Regions from separate parts of the Mus musculus genome. Here regions 2 and 3 are each linked to region 1. A link is a loop called in an ENCODE intact Hi-C map of the cell type or tissue named here. Cell type or tissue: left cerebral cortex. All regions are shown on one strand. Each heading gives the region's core, and the rest is flanking DNA. Links, peaks and the distances in the headings are about the cores only.

Region 1 (5,000 bases), core at 1-5,000:
TGATTTTGATCCTGTCCTTGCTGTCATGGAAAGGTTACCTCACTCAGCTATTGCAGAACTCCCACAGAGACTTTGTAGTAGGACTCAAAGTCTTACCCTATGGCTGCCCCAAGATCACTTGACAAGATACTTCAATACAACCTTCCTAAAATACCTTTTAAAAAAAGCTATTCATCTGGGCTAACAGAATAAATGCAAAACAACCCAATGCAGAAACATAAAATTGTCATGTTGAAATCCCTAACACAACTCCTCTTTGCCTATATAACTGGGATATGCTGGGCTCATCTTAAATTCCTCTCAGATTTGCTTAAATCAGCATGGGCAAAGTATAACCTATGATCTGTTTTTTTGTAATATCCTCAAACTAAAAATGTTCTTTATATTTTAGAAAGGTTATAAAAACGATGATCAATAGAGACTACGCCATCCCTCACAGAAACCAAATGCAAATGCCCTCTGCACCACTCTGAAATGAAACCCTCACCTGAACAAAACTGTTCTGAGATGAAGTTTATACAATAATGACAGAGGTTGTTCTATTTGACTATATCTATTTCTTCTTCCCCAGTCTTGATATATACTGGGAAATATTTAAAACTACATTTTAAAATAAAAAGATGGAGGAAATGGCTTGAGGGTATGACAGAGTCCTGCAAGCCTGAGGACCTAAGTTCAGATCCCCCGGACCCATGTGACAAAGCCAGGTGTGGCTACATATTCTATAAACCAAGTTTAGGAGGCCATGACAAGCAGATTCTGAAAGGTTGCTGGTCAGTTAACCTAGACAGAATGATTATATTTCATTGGGGAACCTATCTCAAGCAAGTGAGATAGAGAGTGACAGAAAATCACAGCCTGGCTGAGTAGTGTGCATACCCCATAGTCACGTGCATGAGCAAGTGCACACGCACACACAGCCAAATCTGTGACCAATCCATCTATCATTCTAAAGATCCTCAAAACCTGTTGCTGTCTCTCATCACCTTCTGGACCACCTCCCACCCAAGGTCTATTTATGTATAGCTCAGCTTTCCTTTCCCACTTGTCTATTCAAGTTAACCTTAAAAAGTTGCCCACTTTTAAGTATCTGATATCTTCCTTTTTCCTTTCTGTTTAGTGGTGCTTAGCTTGGGAATCTCTCCTTGCAGTCCAATGCTTCTGCTTTCGCTTAGAAGTGAATGATGCTCAATCCACAATCCCCACTCCCTTCCTGCCTCTGCTGCTCCTCCTCAGTCTCCCTGGCTGCCCTCTTCATCAGTGTCTTCTACCCATTCCCGTGCCACTGTCATTGAGAGCGTGGAAGCCTGCTCCTAGTACGAATTATCCATCTATTCTTTCTCAGCCCATCTCCAGTCCACAGTAGACACTTCAACCCTCACACTCTCAAACGCACACTCTGATCAAGCAGCCTTCCAAGGTTGAAAGACTCATTGCCAACATCACTTAGCTACCAAGTGCCATGGACGGTTCTCATTAACGTGAACAAATCATGTCTTAAATATATATATATATATATATATATATATATATATATAATGCTATTTTTATATAAAGTGCACATTTTATGTTATAGTAGCTCATTAAAAAGTTTCAAAGAGAACAGCCTTCCCAGGGAATAGCACACCACCTGGTTATCTGGTATCAAATGGTTAGCTCTGAAAACATATGCATCCAAGTAACATTATATGGACTGAGAAGGTTGTATTTATGGACTTAGGTATCAGTGTGTGTGTAACATTTAAAGAAGGAGGAGAGTAAGGGAAATGCATGAGAGGGTGAGGGAAGAAGAAGGGGAGGATAGAAATGATGTGATTTTATTAAAATCTAGGATTAAAACGTAATTTAAAAAGAAAGAAAAGAATCCATGCCTTCACACGGAATGAGTTCAAATCCCTCACACCCAGTTCTGAGCTGGACTGCTCCCCACAGCCTCCTCCTTCTACTAGACTTTGTTCTTACACCATGCTGTCTTACTGTTAGGACCTGGATCCTGCCCTTCTGTAAGCATCACACACACATCCCCCACTTAACAGCCCCACACATCCAAACACTAGCCCTTTCCTAAAACTCAGGTTCTATCCTTTTCTAAAAGTCCTCTCTGATACAGCATCTTACATCCACTCTAAAGTATTAACTGTCTCTCCTGAACATTCACTCAGTAATGTGAGCTATTATTTCACTAGCCGCTCAGGGGTAACTCCTGCGTGTAACTCTTGGAACACTGGAACTTGGACTTGGGAAAACAATCCATGTTGATTGTGGACTTGGCGTGGGTCTGCTGGCATAAACATCAGATGGAAATCTAAATATGAATTTCAACTCTTCCTTAATTACTGCTGTTAGCACTTCAATGTGGCAACTCATCTTATTTTTACATCAGCATTCAAATAGGTCAGGATGGGAGGAGGTGACAACAACTTGAATTGAAGTGTTTATATCAGCAGCTAGGCTCAAATACCAGACAACAGCAATATTTGAGTTACAGTAGAAAGCTACAGAAAATTAGAGGAATAAATGGAAGAAGTGCGAAGCCCCCTCCCCCACCCTGAGTTGCTCAGCAGGATGGAAATAAGTGCCTGTCAGCAGGTTTAACATATCTACCCTCCTCCTTCCTCCACTATTGGTGATCTCAGCTAAGGACCTTTTATTTCAAAAAACGAAGAAACCTAATTCCATCCAGATAGTAGACAACCTCTTCTACGCTCTGATTAGGATAACTTTTTGTTGGCGTGTAGGTGACCACTAAGTTGGAAAATCTCGCAAAAAAAAAAAAAAAAAAAAAAAAAAAAAAAAAAAGTTTAAAACAAGAACTAGAAGTCTGAGAATTCCTGGCATGCAATTCTCAGATCTCGCCACCAACTCATCCAACAATCCAAACACTAGTGGACCAAATCTCCAAGACCCAAACAAACCCTTCAAGTCTCTACGCTGGGAGAAAAACCCTGCACAGCCTCGGCTGGAACACTGAGCAGACTCGGCTCACCTAGGCCAAAGAGGGTCCTGTGGGAGAACCGATGCATCTGCAGTGCCTGCACCTTTTCGCGAAAGTGGTCCAGGAGAGTGAAGAGGAATTGGAAGCGGTTAAGAAGAAGGAGCTTGGCGACCTCTTCCAGCTGAAAGTAATTTTGTGCGTTCAGACTTTGGATCCTCCGCGCCGCGTAGTTGCGAGCACCCGAGGGCAGTTTCCTGCCGCCTAGGAGGAAATGCTGCAGCAACGACCACTTCGTTCTCTCCTGGGGCGCGCTTCGCTCCTGCTGGGGCTCCATGGTCGCTGCGCTCCACCTCCTCCTCGCCTGCCCCGTGCAGGAGGATTGTGGCCTGTCGGAGCTCCCTTCCCTGAGCTTACTCCTTGTCGGCCCCACCATCTTCTCATAGCCCGTGATCAGGTGGATGGAGCTGGATCACCGCTGGGCAATGTCCGGGGGGCGGACACACCACCAGGCAGCCTCAACGACCAGCCACCGTTGCGGGCAGCCTCGTCGTCATGGCGACCGTGAAACAAGGATGGCGAGCGTGCAGTCTAGGCAATCTTGCGCTGTCCACGTGCAGCCCAGCCCGCGCGCCCCTGAGCAGGACTTGCAAGAGGTGTAGCCTTCCCCAGGGTCTGGGCGTTGGAGTTCGCCTAGGTTTTCCCCTACAGGACAGAGCTCTTTGGTTAAGTAACATTGTTCTAACAAAATCGCTCAGTTTCTGGCCAGAAGGACGGTTGAGCTCAGAGTGTTCAACAACTCCTAAACAAGAAGCCGCCCTGAACCAAAGAAAGCCAGTCCTGACCTTGCATTCTCTATAGAGGACTATAAAGGCCACCACCACGTTCCAGGTCTTATGTCAGTCTGTTTGGCTGCAGTAAACCCCATTTTGGTTTAGGACTTCTTGAGCTCCCTAACACCCACAATCGCCTTGCCTACCTTGCCTATCTCTGAACACAGATCTTCCCGTTGTTGCAAGTGAGACCCACATCAGGAACCCCGCCCCCCTTCCTGCCCTTCCCTTCCTCCCTCACCCTCCACAAATCCATGCCTCCCCATGGTTTGTCCAGCCGTTTCTTCTGCCTTCTACTCCTGGCCCGTTTTTCTAGTCCGCATTATTTGAGAGCTCACTGGAAGTTCTATTCATCTGCTCCCTGATCTAAATAAACACATGTGAAACAAGTAAGTGCTGTTGCTATCAATTTGTTGTTTTGTAAGATTTTTCTCAAGCGGCATTTCTGCATTCCTGGCACTGTTTGCTGTTTAAGATGTTTTATTCTTCAGTGCATACGAAACAGAAGACCACAAATAGGGTGCTTTGCTCACATTTTGAACAGGTTGTACATTTTGTTTGCCCATCTTTGAGTTTAAAATACATGGTATTGGTGTTTGGCAAACACACACACACACAAAATGTACAATTGAGACATCTTAACTCTGTAGTCCAGATTGATCTCAAACTCCTTCCTTTCTCAGCCTCTCTATCCTAGGATTATAAGTTTTGGCACCATATTCACTTGGCAGAACTCTATTCTTAAATGAATACACAGTGTCTAAATGGAAATCTTATCTTTAGTGTAAGCATTTTAATTCTGTATTTTGTAGCAATCAAGGAAGCATGGGGATTACTGCCACACCCACTCCAGTGAAGTCTGTGTGGCAAGCCCAAAAGCATGGACGCAGCCCTGGGGCAAAAAGTTTCACAGAAACTTAGTCTCCTGGAGTCTTGGCATCCCATAGCATGAATGCTCCAAACTTGTCCTTGCGTTAGTCAGTGCATGGACAGTGCACTTTCTTTCAGTATTGTTTTATTATAGGTGTCTCCAAGCAATGATTTGTCAGATACCTTAAGTTAGATTAAACTTTGCTTCCTGGCTTTCACCAATGTCCTAGGCAGCCCTTCAGCCCACCCTGGGCTTGGAATTTTATAAGAATGTTACCTATTCCGATGAATTGCCTCTAGTATTGAAAGAGAGATAGTAGAAGAAATCAGGTATTACTATCTACTACATAGAGTTAGAAATTTCA
Region 2 (5,594 bases), core at 1-5,000, 150 kb before region 1:
AGGAGCCCAGTCAGAAAGAGAAAAAAGCTCATTAAAGCTATATATGTGTATTTATATACAGGACTATGCATATTACCGATGTTTTGATAGCTAATAGTATGATTCCCTGTGGATATTCAGGCATCCTTATTGTTACTTTATCTTGCTTCTTTTTGTTTTACTTCCTACCCACTTCCTAGAGTCCTCTCTTCACCATCTCCCTTATCAGATCACTTGTCACCAGTCACTACCCTCTTTTTTGCTTCCCAAACACCTATTCTAGCAATAGTCTTGTTTTACTTTCCTGAGTTTTATAGTTAATACAGGCTGTGTCATCACATCTGAAGATATGGAGATGGGAGCCTCAAATGAAACAGGACACATGGAGTTTGTGTTTCTGAGTCGAGGTGACCTCATGCAACACGATCTGTTCCAGATCGTTTGCCTCTATGATTTTATTTTTCTTTACAGCTGAATATATTCCATAGTTCATATGTACCACACTTTTGTTATCCATTCCTCTGTTGAAGGACATTTAGGTTGTTTTCATTTCCTAGCTCTTGTGAATAGAGTATAAATGAACACAGCCGAGCAAGTATCTGTGAAGTAGGGTGCTGAGTTCTTTGGGCGCATAGTTACATTTTCAGCTTTATGAGAATTCCCCAAATGGATTTCTGTGGCTGCACCGATTTGCAATACCACTGTTAGTCCCCCAGCATTTGTTGTCAGTTGTTTTGTTGATCTTTGCCATTCCGGCTGGGGTAACATGAAATATCAAAGTTGTTTTGATTTCCATTTCACCAATTACTAGGGTTGATGATTTTGGGGAGAAGACATTTCTTAAACACATCTTTCTTCTTTTGAGAATTATCTATTCAGATCCTAGGCTCATTTTTCTAATGACTCTCTCTCTCTCTCTCTGTCTCTCTCTCTGTCTGTCTCTCTCTCATTCTTTGTATATTCTAAATATTAATCCTCTTTCAAACTCTGTTTGATATATATCAGACAAAGTTTCTATTCTTTGCAGAAGTGTTTGTTTTATGGTCTCCTCTTGTCAGTTGTTAACTTCAATTCTTGGGTAAATTGTTTCCTAATTGATTTTCTTTTTCATTAATTTCTTTCTTTATTCACTTTATATCCAGGTCACAGCACTCTTCTCCCTCTTCTCCTCCCAGTCCCACTCTCATAAGTCCCTCCCCCACCATTACTCTGTACCCTTCTCCTCAAAGAAGGTGAAGTCCCCTTTGGGCACCACCCACCCATTAAGTTGCTGCAGGACTAAGTACATCCTCTCCTACTGAGATCCACTCAGGCAGTCCAGTTAGGGGGAAGGGGTCTAATGGCAAGCAACTAAGTGTGAGACAGCCTCTGCTCCAATTGTTTGGGGACCCATATGAAGAAAAAACTACACATCTGCTACAATATGTAGGAGCCATAGGTCCAACCCCTGCATGCTTGTTGGTTGGTGGTTCAGTCTCTGTGAGCCCCTAGAGTTATTTGACACTGTAGGTCTTCTTGTGGTGTCCTTGACCACTCCATCTACTTCGATCCTAACCCTACTCTTCCACAAGACTTCTCTAGTTTCTCCTGATGTTTGGCTGTGGGACTCTGCACCAGTTTCCATCAGCTGCTGGATGAAGCCTCTCAGGAGACAATTATGCTAGGCTCCTCTCTGCAAGCATAGCAGAATATTTTTAGCAATGTCAGGGATTGGCTCTCTCACATAGCATGGGTCTCAAGTTAGCTGAGGATAATGTTTAGGAATAAAATTGTCTATATCTTCAAAGAGACTAAAGGGAAGTTTTTTTGTTTGGTTTGGTTTTTTTAGAATTATTTTTAGATTTAGGATATGTAGTACTCTGATGTTTTAGGTATAACAGTGTCACGGTGTTATCAAATTTAATTCCTTGCTAATGAACAGAACTGTAAAGGGCTTTCCTTGTCTTGCCATTCCCTCTTCCCAGCACACTGGTGCATCTCACATGATTTAGTCGTGCTCTTCTACCCATAGCATTGAATATTTTTAACTGAGTCATATCCTATTTATTTTCTAGCTAATCCAAGGCTGTTTTTGGTGGTGTGGAACAATTATTTTGAAATTTCTGACATCTAAAATCTGTGGTGTTTCAGACCATGTAAGTATATTCTGCTTAAAAAGGCCACCAACAGATTTGGAAAGGATCTTTACCTATCCTAAATCAGATAGGGGACTAATATCCAATATATATAAAGAACTCAAGAAGGTGTAATCCAGAAAATCAAATAACCCCATTAAAAATGGGGCTCAGAGCTAAACAAAGAATTCTCACCTGAGGAATACCGAATGGCTGAGAAACACCTGAAAAAAAAATGCTCAGCATCCTTAATCATCAGAGAAATGCAAATCAAAACAACACTGAGATTCCATCTCACACTAGTCAGAATGGCTAAGATCAAAAATTCAGGTAACAGCAGATGCTGGTGAGGATGTGGAGAAAGAGGAATACTCCTCCATTGTTGGTGGGACTGCAAGCTTGTACAACCACACTGGAAATCAGTCTGGCGGTTCCTCAGAAAATTGGACATAGTACTACTGGAGGATCCCGCAATACCTCTCCTGGGCATATATCCAGAAGATGTCCCAACCGGTAAGAAGGACACATGCTCCACTATGTTCATAGCAGCCTTATTTATAATAGCCAGAAGCTGGAAAGAACTCAGATGTCCCTCAACAGAGGAATGGATACAGAAAATGTAGAACATTTACACAATGGAGTACTACTCAGCTATTAAAAAGAATGAATTTATGAAATTCCTAGGCAAATGGTTGGACCTGGAGGGCATCATCCTAAGTGAGGTAACACAATCACAATAAAACTCCAATGATATGTACTCACTGATAAGTGGATATTAGCCCAGAAACTTAGTATACCCGAGATAAAAGAGACAATTTGTGAAACACATGAAACTGAAGAAGAACGAAGACCAAAGTGTGGACACTTTGCTCCTTCTTAGAATTGGAAATAACCACCCATGGAAGGAGTTACAGAGACAAAGTTTGGAGCAGAGACAAAAGGATGGACCATCTAGAGACTGCCATATCCAGGGATCCATCCCATAATCAGTCTCCAAACGCTGACACCATTGCATACACTAGCAAGATTTTGCTGAAAGGTCCCTGACATAGCTGTCTCTTGTGAGACTATGCCAGGGCCTAGCAAACACTAGAGTGGATGCTCACAGTCAGCTATTGGATGGATCACAGGGCCCCCAATGGAGGAGCTAGAGAAAGTACCCAAGGAGTTAAAGGGATCTGCAACCCTATAAGTGGAACAACATTATGAACTAACCAGTACTCCAGAGTTCTTGTCTCTAGCTGCATATGTATCAAAAGATGGCCTAGTCGGCCATCAGTGGAAAGAGAGGCCCATTGGACTTGCAAACTTTATATGCCTTAGTACAGGGGAACGCCAGGGCCAAAAAGTGGGAGTGGGTGGGTAGGGGAGTGGGGGGATATGGGGGACTTTGGGATAGCATTGGAAATGTAAATGAGGAAAATACCTAATAAAAAATATTAAAAAAGAAAAAAATGACTGGCTTTATATCTCTTAAAATCTGGTAGAATTCTGCTGTAAATTTATCTTCTCCTGAACTTTTTTTAATGCTGGATGGTTTTAAAATTATTATTATTCCATAATAATATTATTATGGGTCTATTTAGGTTGTTGACTTCTCCTTGGCTTATTTTTGGTCTTTAATTGAACCTATATATTTATCCATTTCTTTTAGTTTTAATAGCTTAATGGAGTACAATTTATTAAACTCTGATATTCTGAGTTCCTTTGGTGACTGTTCTTATTCTATTATTTGGAGCCCTCTCTTTTTTTTTTTTTTTTTTTTTTTGGTTAGTTTGGCAAAGGGTCTGCCAATTTCATTAAAGCCATTTTATTCAATGATTCTTTGTATTGTTTTGTTTATTTTTACTTAATTTCTGCTCTGTTTGCTGACTGGGTTTAGATTTTGCTTGTTCTTATTTTTCCAGATTTTGAGTTACAACATTAAGTAATTTATTTGGCCTTTTCTTTTTGTTTATTTGTTTATGTAGACACTTATACTATAAATTTCTTAATTTCTTTCATACAACTGCTATCAATGTATACAAAGGTTTTGTCATCTTGTTGTAATTTTCTTTTGTCTTGAGTAAATTTTTATCTTTTTATTTCTTCTACTCATTCATCAGTGAACCATGAGTTGTTTAATCTCCGAGAGTTTCTGTATTTGCTAGATTAGTTTGCTGTTGATTTTACATTTTATTGAACTGTAGTCAGAAAATCAGAGTTGTTTCAATCTTTTCAAATTTGAAATGATTTGGATTTTGAGTCACAGTATGTATGTGCTGCTGAGTAGAACGTGTATCATTTGGTGTTTGATTCTATAGGGAATCTTTTAGATTCATTTTGATGTATGGCATCAAATTATTCTGATGTTTCTCTATTTATTTTTTGTTCAGATGACCCGTCTTTTGGAGAAAGTGGAATATGACAATCACCTTGTATTAATGTGTTGATACTAATCTATGTCTTTAAATCTAATAATGCAATAATACACTTTTTAGTGACACTTCATGCACCAAAGTTTAGTTTATATATTTTTTAGGAAAGTAATATCTTCTTGGGTGACTGATCTTTTGATTAGAATTAATTTAGTATGATTTCTATTTTGTCAGCTTCTAGGATAATGACACCTGATATCTTCCTGGTCCCATTTGATTGGAGTACTTTCATTTATCCGTTTACTCTACCATGGTACCTATCTTTAAACGAAACAGTGTTTCTTGGAGGCAACAGATAATATGCATTTTTGTTTCTTGATCAAATCAGTCAGTCTTTGTCTTTTGATTAGACAATTGAAGCCATTTATACTTAAGGGTAAGGTTTAAATGTGTGTGTAAACTTCAAACATGTTGTTAAATTTGGCATCATTTTTTGTTTTCTTAGTGTCATTTTGTGCCTTAATAATTAGGTCTTGATATTTCTTTCCAAAAATCTTGTCTGTGCTCACTCCTCTTTTAAGTGTAAAATATTGCTTTGTGTATTTTTTTAGGTGTTTTGGTTTGGTATTGTATGTAACATTTTTAGACTGTTTAAATCATGCTAAATTTTTCCTTCTCTTTCAATTATGGCAGATAGTTTTGCAGGGCATATTAGTCTAAATTAGTTGTCATTGTATTTTTTTATTTAAAATGTATTTATTTGTTCCAGGCTCTTCTAGAGTTCAAATTTTCCATTGATAAAAGATCAGCTGTTATGCTGGTGGTTTTCCCTTCATAATGTTACTTGTGGATTTTGTGTGTGTGTGTGTCTGTGTCCTTTAATATATATATATTATACTTAGTGTTATATATACTTAGTGTTTTAAACTATGATATGTTGTGGGGGTTTTCTTTCTAGTCTGGTCTGTTTGGTTTCCTGTGTGCTTCTTGTATGTGTATGGGCATGCTTTTCCTTACTTTTAGGAAGTTTTCTTCTGTGACCTTGTTGAATATCTGATCCATGTCATTGAGTTGGCATTCTTTTTCCTCAAATATGCCTGTGATTTGAAGGTTTGATCTTTACATGGTATCCACATTTTTGTAT
Region 3 (5,594 bases), core at 1-5,000, 160 kb before region 1:
GTGTGATTGCAAGATTGTACAACCACTCTGGAAATCAGTCTGGCGGTTCCTCAGAAAATTGGACATAGTACTACCAGAGGATCCCGCAATACCTCTCCTGGGCATATATCCAGAAGATGTCCCAACCGGTAAGAAGGACACATGCTCCACTATGTCCATAGCAGCCTTATTTATAATAGCCAGAAGCTGGAAAGATCCCAGATGTCCCTCAACAGAGGAATGGATACAAAAAAATGTGGTATATTTACACAATGGAGTACTACTCAGCTATTAAAAAGAATGAATTCACGAAATTCCTAGGCAAATGGTTGGACCTGGAGGGCATCATCCTGAGTGAGGTAACCCAATCACAAAAGAACTCAAATGAAATGTACTCACTGTTAAGTGGATATTAACCCAGAAACTTAGTATAGCGAGATATAAGGTACAATATGTAAAACATATGAAACTGAAGAAGAACGAAGACCAAAGTGTGGACACTTTGCTCATTCTTAGAATTGGAAACAATCACCCATGGAAGGAGTTACAAAGTTTGGAGCTGAGACAAAAGGATGGACCATCTAGAGACTGCCATATCCAGGGATCCATCCCATAATTAGCCTCCAAGCGATGACACCATTGCATACACTAGCAAGCCTTTGTTGCAAGGACGGTGATATAGCTGTCCCTTGTGAGACTAGGCTGGGGCCTAGCAAACACAGAAGTGGATGCTCACAGTCAACTATTGGATGGATCACAGGGCCCCCAAATGGAGGAGCTAGAGAAAGTATCCAAGGAGCTAAAGAGATCTGCAACCCTATTGGAGGAACAACATTATGAACTAACCAGTACCCCGGAGCTCTTGACTCTAGCTGCATATGTATCAAAAGATGACCTAGTCTGCCATCACTGGAAAGAGAGGCCCAGTGGTCAGGCAAACGTTATATGCCCCAGTACAGGGGAATGCCAGGGCCAAAAAATGGGAATGGGTGGGTAGGGGAGTGGGGGGGGGGGGCTTTTGGGATAGCATTGGAAATGTAATTGAAGAAAATACGTAATTAAAAAAAAAAAAGAAAAAAAAAAGAAAATGAAAAGCTTCTTAGGACAAAGAGCAAGGAAAACCCATGTGAAACCACGTTGAGAAAACTGCTACGGACTTCCTGGCCTCTTCTGTCCATCTTCCAGAAGCCTTGAGCATATACTTGGTTTAGTAGCCCTACCAAATGAAATATAATAGCCTTTCTCCAGTGGTGACCTCTCTGTTTATTTCAGGGAACAAACATCTGACCAGTTGTACTTGTCATCTTCCTGTTCCTGGAATTGGTCTCTAGAGGCCAAAAGTGTAGCACAAGAAACAAGTAGGAGTCCAAGTCTTTTCTGGTTACTTCTAGTGATAAAATAGCATCCATGAAATTACTGTGAAATAGAGAGTAAGTGCCTTACGTGTGCACCATGGTTTTAGTGGGTTGTTTGGGTTTTTCTTGAATTTTGTTTTTAAACTCCTTCCTGAATATTTTGTTTTAAAAAAGCCAATGCCAACAAGTGACACAGTAGTCACAAAGTTTTCAGAGCAACAGGCCTTTAGAGATCTCCTAGAGTTGCCAGTGCTATTGGCAAGAACAGACATAAGCTTTTGCAGATAAGCTACTCATCATGGAAGATCTGGTTTCAATAACCATCAATACAGTATTGTAAGATGCATAATTATCATTTCCTTAGCATTTTAAAGCCCCATGTTCTCTCTTCTGCTCAGTTCTGGTTCTTCATGGAAACTTTACACTTGAAGGGATGTAATGGCAAGGCTTTTTACCTTTCTGAAAAGATCCAGAATAACCTGGCCTCAGCTTAGAGGATTGCTTGGGCATACTGAATATGTGTAAAGTTTGTATGTATGTCAAGAAACATGATGCATGAGGGTGTTTTACAAAGGATATAATCTCATATGTACATGAGTCTATATATTTAAACCCTCTAAAACAAGCAAATGACACTGGGAAAAATATTCTGAAGTTGAAGCCTTTTTGTTTTCCTGGAGAGTATTGTAGAAGGAAAGCAACACCCAGAGAAAGTCACTGCATGTTTAGCAGAGGCTGTGGTCAGCACAGTGGCAGAGGTAGGAAAGCTGGGCAGGATCAGACAAAGGCCCCAACATGGATCTTGTAATTATGTTTCCTGCTCTCACTGAGCAAGTCATACAAAGGTCTACTTAGCCTGAAGACCATGCGGATGGAATGGAATCTAGCAGTGGGCAGGCCAGACAACTGTAGTCAGCAACCTTCACTCCTTCCCTTAGGCTGCATACCCCATCCTTGCCATAGATAGCAGGATTAAGGTGTGCGAGCATCTCTCTGATAGGGCTTACAGTGCTTGGTGTACACAGACAGGAGTGGTACAGCTGGCACATGGTAGTTTACTTTTACTTTGCTGTTTGTAGCAACGCTTACTTCCTATGTGGATGAACCAGTTTAAATTCTCACTGGTAGTAGTGGGGAAGATTGAGCGAGGAAACTCTGGAAAGAGAGAGGTGAGGGGCAGAAGAGCCAGTGTTGCTGCTAGCCACTGCAATCTCACAGGTGGAGAAAGAATATTCATGGTTTTGAGTTCTAGTAAAATGTATAGAAATGGTATCTTAATATTTTTCATAAATCCATGGCAAACGTTATATAGTTCACAGCCAGAAGATGGCACTAATGAGATATAAAAGGCTATTTTGTGCATTACAAATTCTTTTGAGGTATCTATTCCTTTCTACTTATTTTTAAAGATATAAAGCTAGCTTTTATAATGTAGTAAATCACTTAAATACAGAGGATAAACTACAGCTATCATTTGAACTGTGATTTTGTTTGGTTTTCACAATATGCAAAGACAATACAGCTAATGCTTATTTAAATATTTCCAGTTAGCTAATTTCAACACCAGTATTTAACTTGTCCTCAAAGTGTATACAATGCTGTGTCCTGTTTGAGTGCTCAGTCTCTGCTGTTCCCAGGGGCCTTTTCTTCACTTAGGAAGGGCATCTCTTAAGTGTAAGGTATCCCTCCTGACAAGGGATTCTATACCTCAGAAAGATTTCTCTCATGTGAGGTCATAAACCAGCAAGGGTGTAAAATGAGCAATGCCCAAGTGGCATCGCATCTGGGTACCAGAGAAATTCATGGAAAACTAGAGTTGGTGAAAATGTAAACCTAGGAAGGGGTGACAGGTCTAATGTCAGAGGAGGAGGAAAGTTTGAATGGTGGAAATCTTAAGGCTATGAGTCAAAATGATAGTACGTTCACATCCATATTCACCAACACATAGGTATATTTTCTTTACCGATTCTTCTGTTGACAAGTACCAAAGTTACTCCATGATAACTATTTTGAATACTGATGTAATAAACATTTGATGCACAAGTATCTCTGTGATGTGCTGATTTAAACATCCTTGCTAAACACTCAGGAGGTAAAAGGTTGAGGCGCACAGTATATCTAGTTTTAGTTTTCTGAGGACCCTCCACAGTAATGCTTACAATGGATGCTCACGGTCACGTTCCATCCGAAATGCTTGAGATGGAATCGCAGTGGAAGGTAAGTTTGCCTTTCCCCGATGGCTACTGAAAATAAGCATGTTTTCATGTTTACTGCTCATTAATAGTTTATCTTTTGAGAAATTTGGGTTCATTTCATTAGACCATTTGGTTTTTGAATCCCTTTTGCACTCGAGACATTCTTAGGCAGAGGAGCATCTGGTAAGAGCAGTCTCCTCATCCCTCGGCTTTCCATTCTCTTGTCTCCTTACAGTATGGAAGCTTTTTCATCATCACAAACAAAACAGAATCTTATTCTAAACCTTCTTCATTGAGCCCAGATCTCAAAGTATTCTCCCTGTTCCTACCATGAGCTTTGGAGTTTGCAGTCTTACGTTAAGGTCCTTGGTTCATCTAGAGTTAACTTTGGTGGAAGAAGTGAGATTAAGATCTGGTTTTATTATTTATTTTATTATTTTATATTTCCATTATGCTACATGGGAATATCCTCTTCCTCCAGCTCCATTTGTTGATAAGGCTGTCTTTCTCCAATGCAATTTTTAAATTTATTTTAGAATATTTCTCTCTTCCCTTTCCTACCTCCAACCCTGCCCTCCATATACTTAGGAAGGACATCTCTTAAGTGTAAGGTATCCCCTCCTGACAAGGGATTCTATACGTCAGAAAGATTTCTCTCATGTGAGGTCCTTCAAATTCATAGTCACTCTTTTCATCAATTGTACTTCAAGCATAAATATTTATACATATACATTTCTAAATATAACCTATGCAGTCTGTATAATTTTACTTGAATGTATGTTTTCAGAGCTCACCTTCAGGCACTGGACAACCAACTGTTGTGCTCTTCCCAGGGGAAGACGACCTCTCCTGCTCCTAGCTTTTCTGGATCTCCTATAGTGCTTTGTGTAGGGTTGCGGGCGGCCTCCTGCGATTTTCCTTGTTCACTTTGGCATACCCATTGGTATTGTACTTGCTCATTCAAGATTGGATAGTAATGCTGGTGAGATGTCATGGGTGCAGGCTCTGTCATTACTAAATGACACAATCACACAGCAAACTCCCTGATCCTCCAGCTCTTAAAATCATTCCACCTCTGTCAGAACAATTTAAAAAGTAATATTTTTTCTTTATCCCAGTTAGCTCCTAAATAAATGAGACAGAGACTCTTTATATTTATTTAACTAGTTTTACAGCACAATAACTGAGCAGTTATTAATCTATTCCAATCCTCTGAGATAATCTAGCTACTTCTCAGCCACAGACACTGAGATATTTGCATTTTAGTATTGATCTAGTTCTCTCCCCAAGGTGTGTTTCTAGGGTGTCTCCTGGATCTTTTTCTCAAGGTGAATCCTCGATTCTTTCCCCATCCCCTTCCTGGGATCAGAAGTCCAGCCTTATTCTTTCTTCTGCTCAGCCATTGGTTGATCAGCTCTTAATGACAAACCAGAAAATAAGTTGTGAACAATATTTACCCAACATTGAGATTCTTAGAATAATCATTACAATGCCATGTATGGATTTCAATCAGATATTGGAACGGAGAAATCAGCATTTGAATAATACAAAAAGCATCTTTACACGGTGCACGAGAGGTTATCTTTACATACCTCCTGTCTTGTGATGTTCACTGAGTAATTACAGGAATGTTTTGTAGATGTATCCATTTTGATTGGTTGTGGTTTTTCTGTCAGTGGTCTCTCTTTATTGCAAAGATAAGTTTCCTTCCCGGATGAGGGGTAAAGACCACACTTATTTGTGGGCATAAGGACAAATGTTTCTGGATTGTTATTAGAAACTGTGCTGTTTTGATAAAATGATGGTTGTAGATTCTTCCCCGATAACCATGGGTTCACTAGCACTGAGTAGTGAGCTAGAGTTCCAGAACCAGGTATGGTTTCCCTCTTGCTGATAAGGTGTTAGGTACAATTATAAATCTGTTGATTACTCCCAAGGTATGTGTGTCACTTCTTGTACTCTTGGAGTTCTTGCGCCATGCTGCATGTTGATGTAGTTTAGGCATCATAACTGAATAGGACTGTTGGTTGCCTCCCTCCTCAGGGAAGGGGAACTCAGGTCAGTT

What was found. A loop is a pair of places that touch in the nucleus more often than their neighbours do. Peaks named below come from ENCODE experiments on the same cell type or tissue, not always from the same donor. Only the 100,000 strongest peaks of a DNase experiment are listed, where the experiment ranks them.
Region 2: a loop joins it to region 1, with 3 times the contacts of the local background. A loop is called at or near these places in 6 of 42 quality-filtered maps.
Region 3: a loop joins it to region 1, with 3 times the contacts of the local background. A loop is called at or near these places in 6 of 42 quality-filtered maps.

What each region holds. Positions count from the first base shown.
Region 1 is chr9:24,692,796-24,697,795 of GRCm38, forward strand. Dpy19l2 (dpy-19-like 2 (C. elegans)) reads right to left here and starts at 3,498. Exons shown (of 22, transcript NM_001166207.1): 1 at 2,987-3,498. The coding sequence starts at 3,368. In left cerebral cortex, for the core only: a CTCF peak has its summit at 2,878; DNase peaks (open chromatin) are centred at 2,897 and 3,429; H3K4me3 peaks cover 831 bases.
Region 2 is chr9:24,542,364-24,547,957 of GRCm38, forward strand. No RefSeq gene overlaps it. Among named protein-coding and RNA genes, the nearest start is that of Dpy19l1, 42 kb to the left of the region's middle. In left cerebral cortex, for the core only: no CTCF peak of the experiment used is centred there; no DNase peak of the experiment used is centred there.
Region 3 is chr9:24,535,695-24,541,288 of GRCm38, forward strand. No RefSeq gene overlaps it. Among named protein-coding and RNA genes, the nearest start is that of Dpy19l1, 35 kb to the left of the region's middle. In left cerebral cortex, for the core only: a CTCF peak has its summit at 2,668 (motif pointing right); a DNase peak (open chromatin) is centred at 2,632.